Linked DNA regions of Homo sapiens: region 1 is linked to region 2. The links are chromatin loops, found by intact Hi-C in ENCODE. Cell type or tissue: heart right ventricle. All regions are shown on one strand. Each heading gives the region's core, and the rest is flanking DNA. Links, peaks and the distances in the headings are about the cores only.

The links. Peaks named below come from ENCODE experiments on the same cell type or tissue, not always from the same donor. Only the 100,000 strongest peaks of a DNase experiment are listed, where the experiment ranks them.
Region 1: a loop joins it to region 2, with 4 times the contacts of the local background. A loop is called at or near these places in 2 of 110 quality-filtered maps.

Annotation. Positions count from the first base shown.
Region 1 is chr6:131,680,435-131,688,784 of GRCh38, forward strand. ENPP3 (ectonucleotide pyrophosphatase/phosphodiesterase 3) reads left to right here. Exons shown (of 25, transcript NM_005021.5): 12 at 2,620-2,728; 13 at 4,930-5,061; 14 at 5,442-5,473. Among named protein-coding and RNA genes, the nearest start is that of OR2A4, 17 kb to the right of the region's middle. RefSeq lists an enhancer at 8,104-8,233. In heart right ventricle, for the core only: no CTCF peak of the experiment used is centred there; no DNase peak of the experiment used is centred there.
Region 2 is chr6:132,198,284-132,206,633 of GRCh38, forward strand. No RefSeq gene overlaps it. Among named protein-coding and RNA genes, the nearest start is that of LINC01013, 70 kb to the left of the region's middle. In heart right ventricle, for the core only: no CTCF peak of the experiment used is centred there; a DNase peak (open chromatin) is centred at 4,468; H3K27ac peaks cover 4,966 bases.

The DNA.
Region 1 (8,350 bases), core at 64-8,063, 520 kb before region 2:
AAGACAAATAAATGTGGATTTAAAGCTCAAAGGAGGTGAAGATCTGGGATATCGGCAGCATATAGATGGTGCACAGAAGTGGAGATGGCCTAAGGAGAAAGCAAAGAGAGAAAATAGAAGGGTTAGGACCAACTGTCACTTAAAACTTGAGAAGAAGAGGCAAATGAATGGAAGTAGAGATTTTCTGACTTTCTTAATTATTATTGTTAGTTTTAATCGCATACCTTTATTCAGAGTTAATATGACTTATAAATTGACAGTAAAAAGGCGATTTTAGTTTATTTTGGCCCATTCACTAAGTGGAAAACTTATCACTCAAACTTATCAAAGCTACTCAATTGTTGCCCATTATAGGAATTTCTTGTTTCTTTCCTTTGGTTGGGTGAGAGTTGGGAACTGGCATTTCACATTCTATGGAGTGTGTACTTCATGACAGAATCTGGGTTCAAGAAATATGTAATGATTTGGGTTGCATGATCCCTTTCCTGTGAGAACTCATGCTCTCCTTGAGAGGCAGACAGGTACACAGATGATTTCAAAACTGTAAAGAGTCCAATGGCAGCCATATGCCAGGGTGCTGGCAGAGGACAGAAGAGGAGGGGGTTCTTGGTGTGGTTGGGGGAGTGAATCAGATGACTATGTAAAAGGAACGTTATGTCATGACAACAGGTGGAAACAGTAACTCTCGCTGGCAAACCAAAGTGCAGGTCACACTAAGACTGAAGGCCAGGAAAGCATCTTGGAGTTGATGATGGATTGAGCTGTAGATAGAGAGTGGCTTGTGTTCAAGTCCTGCTCTGTCCCTTATTAACTGAAGGACTGTGAACATGTCACTTAACTTCTTTAAACCTCAAGTTTCCTGACCTTTACAACTGACTGTTCTGGTAGCACTTTCCATGAATATTTGCTGTGAGGATTTCAAGAGATAATGCACTAAAGACCTTAACTCTATCAGGCTTGTAAAATTCCTTCTCAAAAAAAGAAAAAGAAGAGGCAATCATTGTTATAATAGTACTCTGAGAGATAAGACATTTCTTTCCCCAATCCATTGCTATTATGCTTTCTTATTCACTGGAAAAAAAAAAACACAGAAAATTTACATCAGTGAAATTTACTTAAACTTTATATTAGTTCCATGATTATATTCATAAAGTGTAGAAAATTAAAAAACACAAAGGCAGTGAGTATAAACAATAAAATAAAAATGAACTCCAATTCTACTATTTAGAGACAACCACTGTCAATAGTACTTTGATATATTTCCTTATAGTTTTCTGTGTATGCATGTTTACTAAGAAATGCTAAATATATTTCAAAACAAAATCAGGATTATGCAATATGTATACAGTTTGGTTTTCATTTTTATTGCTTAACATTGTTTTGTGACTATTTTCCTATGCCATTGTTTTTTGTGGGGGATGGGGAGAGGGAGTTTTACTCTTTCACCCAGACTGGAGTGAAGTGGTGCAATCTTGGCTCACTGCCCCCCTGGGGTTCAAGTGATTCTCCTGCCTCAGCTTCCCTAGTAGCTGGGATTATAGGTGCCTGCCAGCACGCCCAACTAATTTTTGCATTTTTAGTAGAGATGGGGTTTCACCATTTTGGCCAGGCTTGTCTCAAACTCCTGACTTCAGGTGATCCACCTGCCTCAGCCTCCCAAAGTGTTAGGATTACAGGCATGAGCCACCACACCCTGCCCCACTGTTCTTTAAAAGTATCTTTTCATGGATATAGAGTAAGTCTTCTTAAGAATGTGTCATCATTTACTTTTCCTTGTGGCCAAGCGTGTCAGCTCACACCTGTAATTCCAACACTTTGAGAGGCTGAGGCAGGAGGATCACTTGAGCCCAGGAGTTTGAGAACAGCCTGGGAAACTTAATGAGATCGAATCTCTACAAAAAATTAAAGAATTAGCCAGGCATGATGGTGTCCACCTGTGGTGCTAGCTACTCAGGAGGCTGAGACAGGAGGATTGCTTTAGTCCATAAGATCAAAGCTGCAGTGAGCTGTGATTGTGTCACTGTACTCTAGCCTGGGCAACAGAGTAAGACCCTGTCCCTAAAAATAAATAAATAAATAAATTATTTTTCCTTGCATTTAAATTATAAATCAGTAATGTGATGACTGTGTTTGTATGCAAGTCTCCATTTGTACTCCAAGTGTTGACTTAGGACAAATGCCCAGAAGTAGAATCGTTGAGTTGCAGATGCTCTTTTTAACTCCCTGGAAACCTATTGTCACATGACCCTCTGGAATGTATGTGACCCTTAGGCTGTCTTAGAAGTATCTGTCCACTCTTCTTTCTAACTGAGAGCATCGCTATGAAAATTTTTACAGTTGAATAGTGTTAGTTGACATTCAACATGGTTTCATGTATTTATTGGCCAGCAGTCTATCTTCCTTTGTAGGAAGTATGATTTAGATTTTTGTTTATAGAAATTTAGGGAATTGGTATTTGATGAATATGGTAGCATGGGTGCTAGTGCTGGGCTCTGAGGTTCTGTTTCAAAACCAGCAATTTCAGAGATGGAGATGTGTTTAATTTTTACTTCATTAGATAACGGTTTGGCTAATTAAGACAACTCATTACGACAATCTTAACTCCAAATTATTTTTCAGGTAATTAAAGCCTTACAGGTAGTAGATCATGCTTTTGGGATGTTGATGGAAGGCCTGAAGCAGCGGAATTTGCACAACTGTGTCAATATCATCCTTCTGGCTGACCATGGTATGCTTTTAAAAAACATTCTTATTTTATCATTGACTATAATTTATCACTTCAGAAATCATACACAAATAATAGTGATATTTTAAAATCTCTACTTCCAGACCTAAAGTCTCTTGAAGAAGCAAGGAATGAATTGTGGTAGAATGTGATGAAAAGAGGACTACATTAAATTTTCTAGTTTAATTATTCTGATACCCCTGAAAACCTACCCACAGACACTATGTTTTGTAAAAGTAGAGTTAATGATATTTAACAGGGATGTGGTTGGGTTTTTATTCAATCTAAAAAGTGCTTTGGGACCTTCTTTCCAGCCATGATTCGTTTATGTAGATTGGCTGCAGTTTACTGTAATTGGCAAGTTTTGCCACACCGTGTGTATTTTTTTTTAGTTATGTAAATAGATGTGTGTTTATTCATAGCTTTTCATCTTTAAAGTTACTGTCACCTCACATTTCTCTACTTGAGGTTAACTCTTGATTTTGGTTAACCTGAATGTTAAAGGAAGTGAAACAGTGGAGACACCCTCTGCCACCTCACGCAAAATGCATTCAAACAGTTTTGAAGTACATATGCACTCACTCTACAGGTTTTTTTTTTTTTTTTTTTGAGATAGAGTCTCGCTCTGTCACCCAGGCTGGAATGCAGTGGCCCGATCTTGGCTCACTGCAAGCTCTGCCTCCCGAGTTCATGCCATTCTCCTGCCTCAACCTCTTGAGTAGCTGGGGTTACAGGCGCCCACCACCACGCCTGGCTAATTTTTTTGTATTTTTAGTAGCGATGGGGTTTCACCGTGTTAGCCCGGTTAGTCTCAATCTCCTGACTTTGTGATCCGCCCACCTCGGCCTCCCAAAGTGCTGGGATTACAGGAGTGCGCCACCGGGCCTGTCCTCTACAGATATTTTTTTAAGTGCCTACTCAATGATAGGTACTTTCCTAGATATGGAGTAGATCCTTCCTAGCTAGGGTGGTCAAACTGTCTTCTTGAGGAGGACGTTTAAAGTCAAGCCCCAATATCTGTGAAGAGACCAGCCATGGGGCATGAGGAAGAAAAATAGTGTGTCTGCAGAACTTTTGGTCGTATTTTAGAGCATCCAGATAATGGGAAACATAGTAATGTATTTTTAAAATTTCTAAGGTAGTTCTCTAACACTTTGCCTTATTGTTTTAAAATTAAATGGAAACTTTTGATGTACATTTTGTTAAAAGAAATTAATGAAAATAATAATTTATATGCAAGCCAGGCACCATGGCTCAGGCCTGTAATCCCCGCACTTTAGGAGGCTGAGGTGGGTGGATCACCTGAGGTCAGGAGTTCGAGACCAGCCTGGCCAATATGGTGAAACCCCATCTCTACTAAAACTACAAAATTAGCCAGGTGTGGTGGCACATGCCTGTAGCCCCAGCTACTTGGGAGGCTGAGACAGGAGAATCACTTGAACCCGGGAAGTGGAGGCTGCAGTGCAGTGAAGCGAGATCACACCACTGCACTATAGCCTGGGCAACAGAGCAAGACTCTGTCTCAAAAAAAAAAAAAATTCATGTGCAGTCTGAAAAATCTTCAAATAAAAAAGGTTAACTACCAAATCTTTTTATAGCACGTACTCCTTATATAAATTTAAATTACTTTATACTTTTTTTTTGAGACAGAATTTTGTTCTGTCACTTAGGCAGGAGTGCAGTGGCACAATCTCGGCTCACTGCAACTGCCACCTTCGAGGTTCAAATGATTCTCGTGCCTTAGCCTCTCGAGTAAATGGGACTATAGGGGCATGCCACCATGCCTGGCTAACGTTTGTATTTTTTGGTAGGGATGGGGTTTATCATGTTGGCTAGGCTGGTCTTGAACTCCTGGCCTCAAGTGAGTTCCCCCCTCAGCCTCCCAAAGTGTTAGGATTACAGGTGTGAGCCACGGAGCACAGCCGAAATAATATACTTTTAAAGGTAAAGGTTATTTCCATTAATCTATTATACATTGAACAAATGATCTGTTTATGATACCCATCTGTTCTTCCCTCAAACATGACCCTTCTCCACTGCCACAATTTTCTGCCAGAGTAGAGTAATAGGGTGAATTGCGTAAATTCTCAGTGAAGCTTAGTTTGAGATCTGTAACATAAAATGTCTTCTATTTGACAAGACAGAAATCAACCGTTGCCATTTATATACATTCAGTGGGTTATTATGATTATTTTTTTATTCAGGAATGGACCAGACTTATTGTAACAAGATGGAATACATGACTGATTATTTTCCCAGAATAAACTTCTTCTACATGTACGAAGGGCCTGCCCCCCGCATCCGAGCTCATAATATACCTCATGACTTTTTTAGTTGTAAGTATGAAGACACCTATATGAAAAAAAGGGTAAACCTGAAAGTGAATAACCATAGTCCACTAATTCTGAGAGGAAGTTGGGGTTATCAGACCCTCTACTGACTTCTTGAGAAGACCACAGAGAAACAAGTGGGAAATTCCCATGCTTAAGTACAGTCTATAAAGTCTATGGTAATATCTAATATTGTTAGGTTGAAATATATCCTACTCAGTTCTAAATGCTAAAATAATTCTTTGCTTGAAATAATTTTTAATATAATTTTACCAGATCACAGTTATTAATAAGTGAATGTATCAAATTCACCTGAGTGGTTCACATTCTTTGCATTTGTTCGTTATCAATTGTAATGTCATTTATTTCTTTTTCTTTTGAAACAGTTAATTCTGAGGAAATTGTTAGAAACCTCAGTGTAAGTATACAATACTCTTAATACATATATTTAAGTTAATGCAATGACCTTAATCTGGGTTTTTGAGAAATTCATATTGTATATTTCTAAATCTAAGCTACTTGGAATTTATTTCTAAACCTTCCATCAACATTATTTTATATGCATATTAGTTGCTTTTATCTTAGTTGTTTTCATTTTGGAGCTGACACATCCACAGAAATTAGCTTGCAGTAATAGTAGCACTAAATACTGGCTTATATTGAAAGGGCTGATGTCCCATTCAAAAGGGTTGCATTAGTGAGCTTCAGGTAGCATCGTCTTTCTCATTTTTTGTGTGACTAATATAAGAGGATAGTGAATTATACCTCTTACAGATCTTTTTTTTACAAGTCAAAAAGATAATCTCTTTACTCACTAAGTATAATTGCAACTGCTTTCGATTGGTTCCCACATCCCAAATTGTAAGTAAATGAGTAGAGAAACTTCCAGATATCTTAAAGCAATATTTTTGGAAGTACAATTCACTACTCCTGGAGAGACCTGGAATGGTCTTCTGTAATAGTTTTGTTATTTATTTATTTATATTTATTTTACCTTTACAATGTTTGCCTTTATTAACTTTTTTTAAAAAATTCAACTTTCATGTTAGATACAGAGGGTACATGTGCAGATTTGTTACATGGGAATATTGTGTGAGTCTGAGGTTTGGAATATGGAACCTATCATCCTGGTAGTAAGCATTGTACCCAATAAGTAGTTTTTTAACCCATACACCTCCTCTTCCCTCTAGTAGTCCACAGTGTCTATTGTTCCCATACTTATGTTCACGTGTGTTCAATGTTTAGCTCCCACTTATAAGTGACAACATGCAGTATTTGGTTTTCTGTTCCTGCATTAATTTGCTTAGGATTATGGCCTCCAGCTCCATTCATGGTGCTGCAAAGGACATGATTTCATTCTTTTTTTATGGCTGCATAGTATTCTATGATGTATATGTACCACATTTTCTTTATCCAATATACCATTGTTGAGCACCTGGGTTGATTCCATGTCTTTGCTATTGTGAATAATGCAGCAATACACATATGAGTTTATGTGTCTTTTTGGTAGAATGTTTTATTTTGGTGGAGGGGTATATCCCCAGTAATGGGATTGCTGGGTAGAATGGTATCTCTGTTTTAAGTTCTTTGAGAAATCTCTAGACTGCTTTCCACAGTGGCTGGACTAATTTATACTTCCATCAACAGTATATAAGTGTTCCTTTCTCTGCAGCCTCACCATAGCGTCTATTGTTTTTTGACTTTTTAGCGGTGGCCATTCTGACTAGTGTGAGATGGTATCTCATTGTGGTTTTGATTTGCTGACAAAAACAAGCAATTGGGAAATAACATAATAAACGGTGCTGGGATAACTAGCCAGCCACATGAACATTGAAGCTGGACCCCTACCTTTTGCCATATATAAAAATTAACTCAAAATGGATTAAAGATTTAAATATAAGACCTCAAACTATAAAAATCCTGGAAGGCAACCTAGGAAATACTCTTCTTGACATGGGTCTTGGCAAATAATTTTTGGCTAAGTCCCCAAAAGCAATTACAACAAAACAAAAAATAGGTGAGACCTAATTAAACTAAGAGCTTCTGTATAGCCAAAGAAACTATCAACAGAGCAAACAGCCTACAGAATGGGAGGAGATATTCACAAACTACAACAAAGGCCTAATATCCAGAATCTATAGGGAATTTAAACAAATCAACAAGCAAAAAACAAATAACCCCATTAAAAAGTGAGCAAAACAAATGAACAGACACTTCTCAAAAGAAGACATACAAGTAGCCAGCAAACATGTTAAAAAATACTCAGCTTCACTAATTCTCAGAAAAATGTAAACCAAAACCACAATGGAATAGTTTTTATAGTTATATATTTAAAATATATTCACAAATATTTATCTACTACATGAAATTCATGACTTCACTATTGTTTGCAATGCGACTGTAACTATTTGAGTATGGGGGTATACAGTTACAGGCTTACCTTGCTTCACTGCATTGTGCTTTCTAGATGTTGCATTTTTTTACCAATTGAAGGTTTTGTGGCAGCTCTGCACTGAGCATGTCTATCCAGTGCTATTTTTTCAACAGCATGTGCCCGCTTCATGTGTCTGTGTCACCTTTTGTTAATTCTCACAGTACTTCAAATTTTTCATTATTATTATATGTGCTCTGGTGATATGTGATCAGTTACCTTTGATGTTACTATTGTAATTGTTTTGGGGCACCATGAATCCTACTCATAGAAGATGGCAAACTTAACAGATAAATATTACATGCGTGCTGATTGCTCCACAAACTGGCTGTTTCCCGTCCCCCTCCTCGCTTCTGGACTCTTCTATTCCCTGAGGCATAACAATATTGAAATTAGGCCAATTAGTAATGCTACAATGGCTTCTAAATGTTAAAGTAAAAGGAATAGTGACACATTTCTCATTTTAAAGCAAAAGCTAGAAATGATTAAGCTTAATGAGGAAGGCATGTTGAAAGTTAAGATGGGCCAAAAGCTAGGCCTGTTGCATCAAACAGTTAGCCAAATTGTCATAACAAAAGAAAAGTTCTTGAAGAAAATGAGAAGTGCTATTCTAGTGAATACATACATAATAAGAAAGTGAAACAGCCTCATTGCTGACATGGAGAAAGTTTTAGTGGCTGGATAGAAAATCAACTAGCCACAACAGTCTTTTAAGCCAAAACCTAATTCAGAGCAAGACGCTAACTCTTTCTTCAACTTTATGAAGGCTGAGATGGGTGAGGAAGTTGCAGAAGAAAAGTTTAAAGCTAGCAGGGGTTTGTTAGTGAGATATAAAGAAAGAAGTCTTCTGGCCAGGTGCGGTGG
Region 2 (8,350 bases), core at 57-8,056:
TTTCCAGACTGACAGCCTGTAGCTAGGATCTCCTTATCACAGCAGCTCTGGAGAAGAGCAGGTGGTGTTTATGGGGCCCATGCCCTGCCTGTTCTTTACATACCCCAAGATATTGCACTTTAGTGCTTTCAGTGAAATTTGTATTTTTATTAAGTTTAAAATAGACATGCAAAGATATTGCCTGTTTCCTCCTAATGGGCTGGACTTGATCAATGAAATTAGCTGATCATGACACATTTGGGCTTTCTAATGGATATGGCTTTAAAAGAAGGTTTGTTGTGTGTGTGTCTGTGTGTGTGTGTGTGTTTGTGTGTGTGTAGAAGTCTTTGATTTTGGTGAATTGTATGGGAACAAGGAGGAGAACTGGTATCTGGTAGTGAATTGTTAAATAGCTAGTGTACCCAGTGATAGAACCAACTGGAACATCCCTATATCATGATTCTGAACATCTTTGCCTATTTTTTATTATATGTGTTTTATTTTTAATATATTAACTTTTGTGAATTCATGTGAAAGTCTGCTCAAAAGTAACACTCAGAACCAGTAAAATATATATAAAAAATTGTGCTGTTGACTAAAATGAAATTGTTACTTGGACTTGTAAAATAAAAAATAGACACACTCCATTTAAGGATAAAATTCTCTGTGGGAAACAGAGCCCAAACACCAACACTCACACTAAAGGAGCTATAGTTGGTAAACTTTTGCCCTTGTTCGGCACTGATCACATGTTCCCAAAAGTTGTATAGCCTCACAGTGGAAATCAGAAGCAAACTAGCCTTAGACATTGGGTGATTTTCAATTATTTATCCAAGTGGAAAAGCACATTTTTAGGGCATGACGGACTGAAATGTAAGAGCATACAGTACAAACTGTAGACTAATAAAATTTTGTGTTGAGTGTGGGTTGGAGTCATTAATTCTCATGGCTAGTCTAAATTATAATCACATTCTTGGGGTTTTTATTTTTTCCCTTTTTAATAGTTAAAGGATAACCTTCTATTTTGTAGGTTTAATCTTAAAAACTTCAGATTCTAGGGAAAAAAAGTAGAAATAATAATCATAATACAATAAAAACATCTGAATAAACCTTTGGCAAATGGAAGGCCATTTTCCAAATGATGAGTCAGAAGTCTGTCATAATTTGGACTAGATTTCTGCCTTAGACAGTGGTCAAAACAAAACAAAAACCACCACCAACAAAAAGACGCCAAAAAATGATAATGTATGTTCACTATCCAGCACTATTTAGATTTATCTTTGCATAGGATTAAGTATGCCTATCACGCAAAGTGAAATTTTAAAGAAAGCTCCACAACCAAAGCCAGGATGACATCAGTGACAAAAACTCTCCCTTCAATCATATCGGGGCTCATAGCTTAGAGTAATAGCATGTGAGTGCAGCAGCTGACTCAAATAACCAATAACCCCACTATAGTTCAGCTGCTCTGACTTTGTTTCAAGACAGTAAGATGAAGAAGAAAAAAAATAACGTCCCTCATAGCTCATGAGCAAAGCAACTCCTAAACATGTTAGGGTCAGTTTCTATATAGAGAGTAGGCTCCTAATCCACACCATAGAAGTTAGCTTCTCGAGGACTAAATATTTCCTTTGCTTTACCCCAATCACAGGGCAGAATATCTTTTATACTGAATTTCTAAACAAAAGTTTATTCAATTAATGTATTAGTCTGTTCTCACACTCCTGTAAAGAACTACCTGAGACTGGGTAAGTTAGGAAGGAAAGTGGTTTAATCGGCTCAGTTCCACAGGCTCAACAGGACGCATGACTGGGAGGCCTCAGGAAAGTTAACAATCATGTTGGAAGGTGAAAGAGAAGCAAGCACGTCTTACCATGGCAGAGCCAGAGAGAGAGAGTGAGGGCGCATGTGCCACACACTTTCAAACAACCAGATCTCATGAGAACTCACTAACACTAGATCAGCAAGGGGGGATGTCCACTCCCATGATTCAATCACCTCCCACCAGGCTCCTCCACCAACACGTGGGGATTGTAATTCAAGATGAGATTTGGGTGGGGACACAGAACCAAAACATATCAATTAACTTGCTGGGAATTTTGGAAGTTAGGATAAAGTAGACCTTAGACCTTAAAATAACTCTAGAAGAGTTTTTGGAAGACCTCTGTAATAGGGTATATGACAGACTCAGATTGAAAGGATCACTTAAATCAAGAAATGTTAGGGGCATAAATAAATTAATACAGCACATAGACTGAGTTTATTCTTTGAGCCCTGTTCTTCCACTACTTCTTAAGGTATAGTGAATCCTACTTCTCAGAGGCCTCATGAAGGCAAATGAAACTCTTTAGATTCAAGTATAAAATATCAAATATTGTTGGTTAATAAATTCTGACTACATTGAGATGCTATTATATATATCTACTATGCTATGTTCTAGGGATGAAAGGGTAAATAAGATAGACGCAATTCTGGCCTTCATGGGAATTTTAGCTTAGTGTTCAGTAAATTTTTCTAACTTTTTATTATGGAAATTTTCAAATATAACACACATGTTGAAAGACTAGTTTAAGGAACCCAGTGAGTCTATTACTCACTTTCAATAATTATCAAAATGTTCAGTTTTGTTTTATCTATACCCCATCCACGCTACCCCATGCCAGTCAGAATATTTTGAAGTAGATCTCAGCCATCTATCATTTTATGTGTAAATATTATAGTTTGTATCTCTTAAAGATAAGAACTCCCTCAAAAAGCTATAATGTCATTATTATACCAAGAAACTTTTAATATTACCATAGTTGAAAATTCCATATTGTATACTTGAAATCTGCTGAGCAAATAGATTTTTAATGTTCTCACCACACACACACACACACACACACACACACACAAACACACACACAATGGTAACTAGGTGAGGTGATAGATGTGTTGATTGTGGTAACCATTTGACAATATATAATATCAAATCATCATGTTGTATATCTTAAACTTATACAAATTTACTTGCCAATTATATCTCAAAAAACTGAAATAATTTTTTTAAAAAAGAAAATAATTTTAACAATGGTTACTTAATAGCATAAAAAATGAATTATTGTTTATATTTACCTGTTTGTTTCATACACACACACCCCTCTCCACAGTTTTATAATTAAGATTGACATTAGATTGGTAGGTCTGTTACATTTCTTTTCATTTAAAGCTTCCCTTTTCATAACTATGTTTGTGTGTGGAAGAAACACAACTCCTTAACCAGTAGAGTTTGCACTGTCTAAATTTTGCTGATTGCAACCTCATGATGTAATCTGACATATTTTTCTTTCCCTTAAATTTATCATAAATTATTAATAAGATCTAGAGTCTTGGTTGGATTCAAGTTTGATTTTTTCTTCTTTTTTGTCAAAATCTGTTCATGAGTAGTGTTTATATACATATGTTTAAATATATAAATACATACATTTATATATTGTTTAAATATATACATTTATATGTATATATGTGTATGTATATATGTAAATAATATTTTTAGACTTTTATAACAATCAAGTACCTTTAGAACGCAAAAATTAAAGGTAAAGATAAGGTTAAATGATACTTACACCATCATGATGTGTGGTCCTGCGTGGGCCACAGTTCCTTATCAATATTAAAAACTCCTTCAACTCTAAAAGTTCAGGACTGTGAGATCAGTGATCTCAGCCTGAGATGACCATATGCCAAAGCCATTTACTAACATACTTTCATTGCCCAAAGTCAGTTAGAATGAAAGCCTGACTTTGGTATACAATCAGGTCCATTCTCAGCAGGCTGGAAACATCTCAGATAATCGAAGCACCTGCATAGTTCCCTTTGTCTTTGCATATTCTAGAACATTATCTTGCTCTAGCTCTTGTCCCATTTCCTAAAATCTCACTTGCTCAATTCTCCAAATAAGTCTTGCTAAGAAAATTCCTTTTTAATAAGGTGAGGATGTCTAGCAAATAAAATAAATACAGATATTTGAAGTCAGACTGGTTATTTTAGTACATTAGAAAGAAAGTCAGCATCAGCTTCATTATTGCATTAATTTTAAACAATCTTAATCCAATTCTCATTTTATGAATAGGCCTTTGGTAAAATGCACCCATCTAAGCCATTTAATCATTTGGAACTTTAAAATATGTATTTATCCCTACTGGAAAATATTAGCTTTCCAAAATGCCTTAGTTTTAGAGTTTCTCATTTTCATGAAAATAGTAAAAATTAACAAATATCTATAGATATAAAATACAATCCAATCTCCCACAACTCCCAGATACTGCAGCCATCACTTTCTAAGGGCTGCGTAAGGAAGCAAATTCACTGAATTTACTTCAGACCTGTCTTTGCATCCAGTGTCTTCAGGGCAACATTACTTCATAGGTCAGGGGTCTGCTATCAGGGAATACACAGTGGACATCCCACAGGACAGAGTAGCCAGCAGGAATGCTCGCAGACATCTGTTCAATATGTGGGTAGCTTACAGCCTTGTTTATATTAAGAGCTCTTGCTGCTGGACAGCAGAAGTAACTCCTTTAGAATCCGTTCCCATAATAGTCCCTAAGGCAATGACGCACAGCTGTGGAAAGGAAATAGGCTCTTTAATTTGTTAACCATGCCCAGAAAAGAAGAAAACAAAATGCTCAAATGAGACTATAAAGAGGACTTTTAAGAGTCTTCCAGAAACAGCTAAAAAAGCAATACAAACATTTCCCCCCAATCACATAAGATGTATATATGTGGCTTGTTTGTTCCTTAACATATGTCTAATCTTACATTTGAATTCTGTGAAATTTTTCTCTTCTTCTGACTTTTCAGTTTAACCTTCTCTTAATGATCATACTGTCTAAAGATTCTGATCCCATAAAACCCCTGTATCCTTATTGCTGAAAAGCATACTGCTGAAAGATCCCATTTGGAAAAATTCATATGGTCAGGGAAAATGGGCCTGAACTAGCCAGGAGACTGATATTAAGAAAAGGACATCATTTCCTTAAATGAGGGTCCCAGAGTTTGAAGCAGCAAATTGGATCTTTTAATCCAACTCCACCCTATATAAAACACTTTCCCAAACCTGTTTTTAAAAAGATGGTTTCTGATTTCTTGTGTTTTTAATGCCCTTACTTTGGTTATCAAGAAATATTTCAGGCTGGGTGCGGTGCCTCATGCCAGCGCTTCTGGAGGGTGAGGTAGGCAGATCACCTGAGGTTAGGAGTTTGAGACCAGGCTGACCAATGTGGTGAAATCCCATCTCTACTAAAAATACAAAAATTAGCCGGCCATGGTGGTGCATGCCTATAATGCCAGCTACTCGGGAGGCTGAGGCAGGAGAATCACTTGAAGTTGGGAAGCAGAGGTTGCAGTGAGCCAAAATCACACCACTGCACTCCAGCCTGGGCGACAAGAGTGAAACTCGGTCTCAATTAAAAAAAAAGAAAGAAAGAAAGAAAAGGAATATTTCAAATATGTGACAATTAAGTATCTGGAACCAAGACCCAGCTACCCAGCTCTATCAAGTTCTACCAGTTTGCCATACTTGCTTCAACTTTTAGGGTTTTCTTTAAAGCAATACTTATTACAAATATGATTGGGGTTCCCTCTCTACCTCTCTCATGTCTTATGTTTTCCTTCCTCCCTCTCTAACTTCTGCAAGATAATCACCAACCTGAATTTGATTATTTATTTTTCTCATGCATGTTTACATTGTTATAACATTATTATAGCACAATGTCCAACACTGCTTGGCATGTTTTCATATTTTACACAAATGGTATCATATTGTATGTATTTTTTGGTAATGTATTTTCTTAATATTGTAATTGAGATTTAATTAAATTTTCTTTTCAACTTTTATTTTAAATTCAGGGAGGGTATGTGCAGGTTAGCTACTTGATATATTGTGTGATGCTGAGGTTTGAGGTACAAATGATCCCATCACCCAGGTACTCAGCATAATACCCAATAGTTAGTTTTTCACTGCTTCTCTGCCACCCCAGTAGTCCCCAGTTTCTGTTGTTGCCATCTTTATGTTCATGAGTAACCAATATTTAGCTCCCACTTGTAACTGAGAAGAGGCAGTATTTGGTATTCTATTCCTGCATCAATTCATTTGGGATAATGACCTCCAGCTGCATCCATGCTGCCACAAAGGACATGATTTTGTTCTTTTTTATGGCTGCATAGTATTCTATGGTGAATATGTACCACATTTTCTTTATCCCAGCCACCACTGATGGGCACTTAGGCTGATTCCATGTCTTTGCTATTGTGAATAGTGTTGCAATCAACATGCGAGTGCATCTGTCTTTTTGGTAGAATGATTTATTTTCTTGTGGACACGTATATCCAGTAATGCGATTGCTCGGTCATATGGTAGTTCTGTTTTAATTTCTTTGAGAAATCTCTAAACTGCTTTACACAGTTGCTGAACTAATTTACGTTCCCACCAACAGTGTATAAGTGTTCCCTTTCTCTGCAGCCTTGCCAGCATCTGTTGTTTTTTTAGGCTTTTTATTAACAGCCATTTTGACTGGTGTGAGATAGTATCCATTGTGGTTTTGATTTGCATTTTTCTGATGATTAATGATATGAAACATTTTTTCATATGTTTGTTGGCTGCTTGTATGTCTTCTTTTGAGAAATGTCTATGTCTTTTAAACATTTTTATGGGGTTATTTATTTTTTGCTTATTCAACTGTTTAGTTTCTTACAGATTCTGGACACTAGGTCTTCACTGGAAGCATAGTTTGTGAATATTTTCTCCCATTCTGTAAGTTGCTTGTTTACTCTGTTGATGGTTACTTTTGCTGTGCAGAAGCTCTTTAGTCTAATTAGGTTCCACTTGTCAATTTTCATTTTTGTGTAATTGCTGTGGAGGACTTAATCATACATTCTTTCCCAAGGCCAATGCCCAGACTGATGTTTCTTAGGTTTTCTTCTAGGATTCTTACAGTTTGAGGTCTTACAATGAAATGTTTAATTCATTTTGAGCAGCTTTTTGTATATGGTGAAAGGTAGGAGTCCAGTTTCATTCTTCAGCATATGACTAGTCAGCTATCCCAGCATCGTTGATTGAATAGGGAGTCCTTTCCCTATTGTTTTTGTTTTTGTTTATTTTGTCAAAGATTAGATAGCTGCAGGTGTGTGACTTTATTTCTAGGTTCTCTTTTCTGTTCCGTTGATCTATGGGTCTGTTACTGTAGCTTTATAGTATAGTTTGAAACCGGTAATGTGATGCCTCTGGCTTTGTTCTTTTTGCTTAGGGCTGCTTTGGCTATTTGGGCTCTTTTTTGGCTCCATATAAATTTTAGAATAGTTTTTTTTTCTAGTTTTATGAAAAATTACATTGGTAGGTTGACAGGAATAGAGTTGAATCTATAGATTGCTTTGGGCAGAATAACCATTTACATTATGTTGATTCTTTCAATCCATGAGCATGGAATATTTTTCCATTTATTTGACATAAGTTATTTCTTCTAGCAGTGCTTTGTTCTTCTTGGTGTAAAGATCTTTCACCTCCTTGGTGAGATGTACTCCTAGGTATTTTTTTTTTTGGCTACTGTAAACGGGATTGTATTTTTGATTTGGCTTTCAGCTTGCACATTATTGGTGTGTACAAATGCCACTGAATTTCGTACATTGATTTTGTATCCTTAAAATTTACTGAAGTTGTGTATCAGTTCCAGGAACATTTTGGTGGAATCTCTAGGGCTTACTAGGTGTAGAATCAGGTCATCCATGAAGAGAGATAGCTTGACTTCTTTCCCTATTTGGGTGCCTTTTATTTCTTTCTCTTGCTTGATTGCTCTGGTTAGCATTCCAGTACTACGTTGAATGGGAGTGGTGAAAGTAGGCATTTTTGTCTCATTCCATTTCACAAAGGGAATGCTTCCACTTTTTGCCTGTTCAGCATGATGTCAGCTGTGGGTTTCTCATAAATGGCTCTTGTTATTTTGAGGTATGTTACTTTGATACCTAGTTTCTTAGGGATTTTCATCATGAAGGGATGTTGCATTTTATTGAAAGCTTTTTCCACATCTATTGAGATGATCTTTTGGTTTTTGTTTTTAATTCTATTTATGTAGTGAACTGTATTTACTGATTTGTGTATGCTGAATGAAACTTGCACCCCAGGAATAAAGCCTACTTGATCATGGTGAATTAACTTTTTGATATGTTGTTGAATTCACTTTGCTAGTATTTTGTTGAGAATTTTTACATCTATGTTTATCTGGGATGTTGGCCTTTAGTTTCTTTATTCATTGTATCTTTGCCAGGTGTTGGTATCAGGGTGATGCTGGCTATATAAAATGAGTTAGAAAGGAGTCCTTCCTCTTTAATTTTTTTG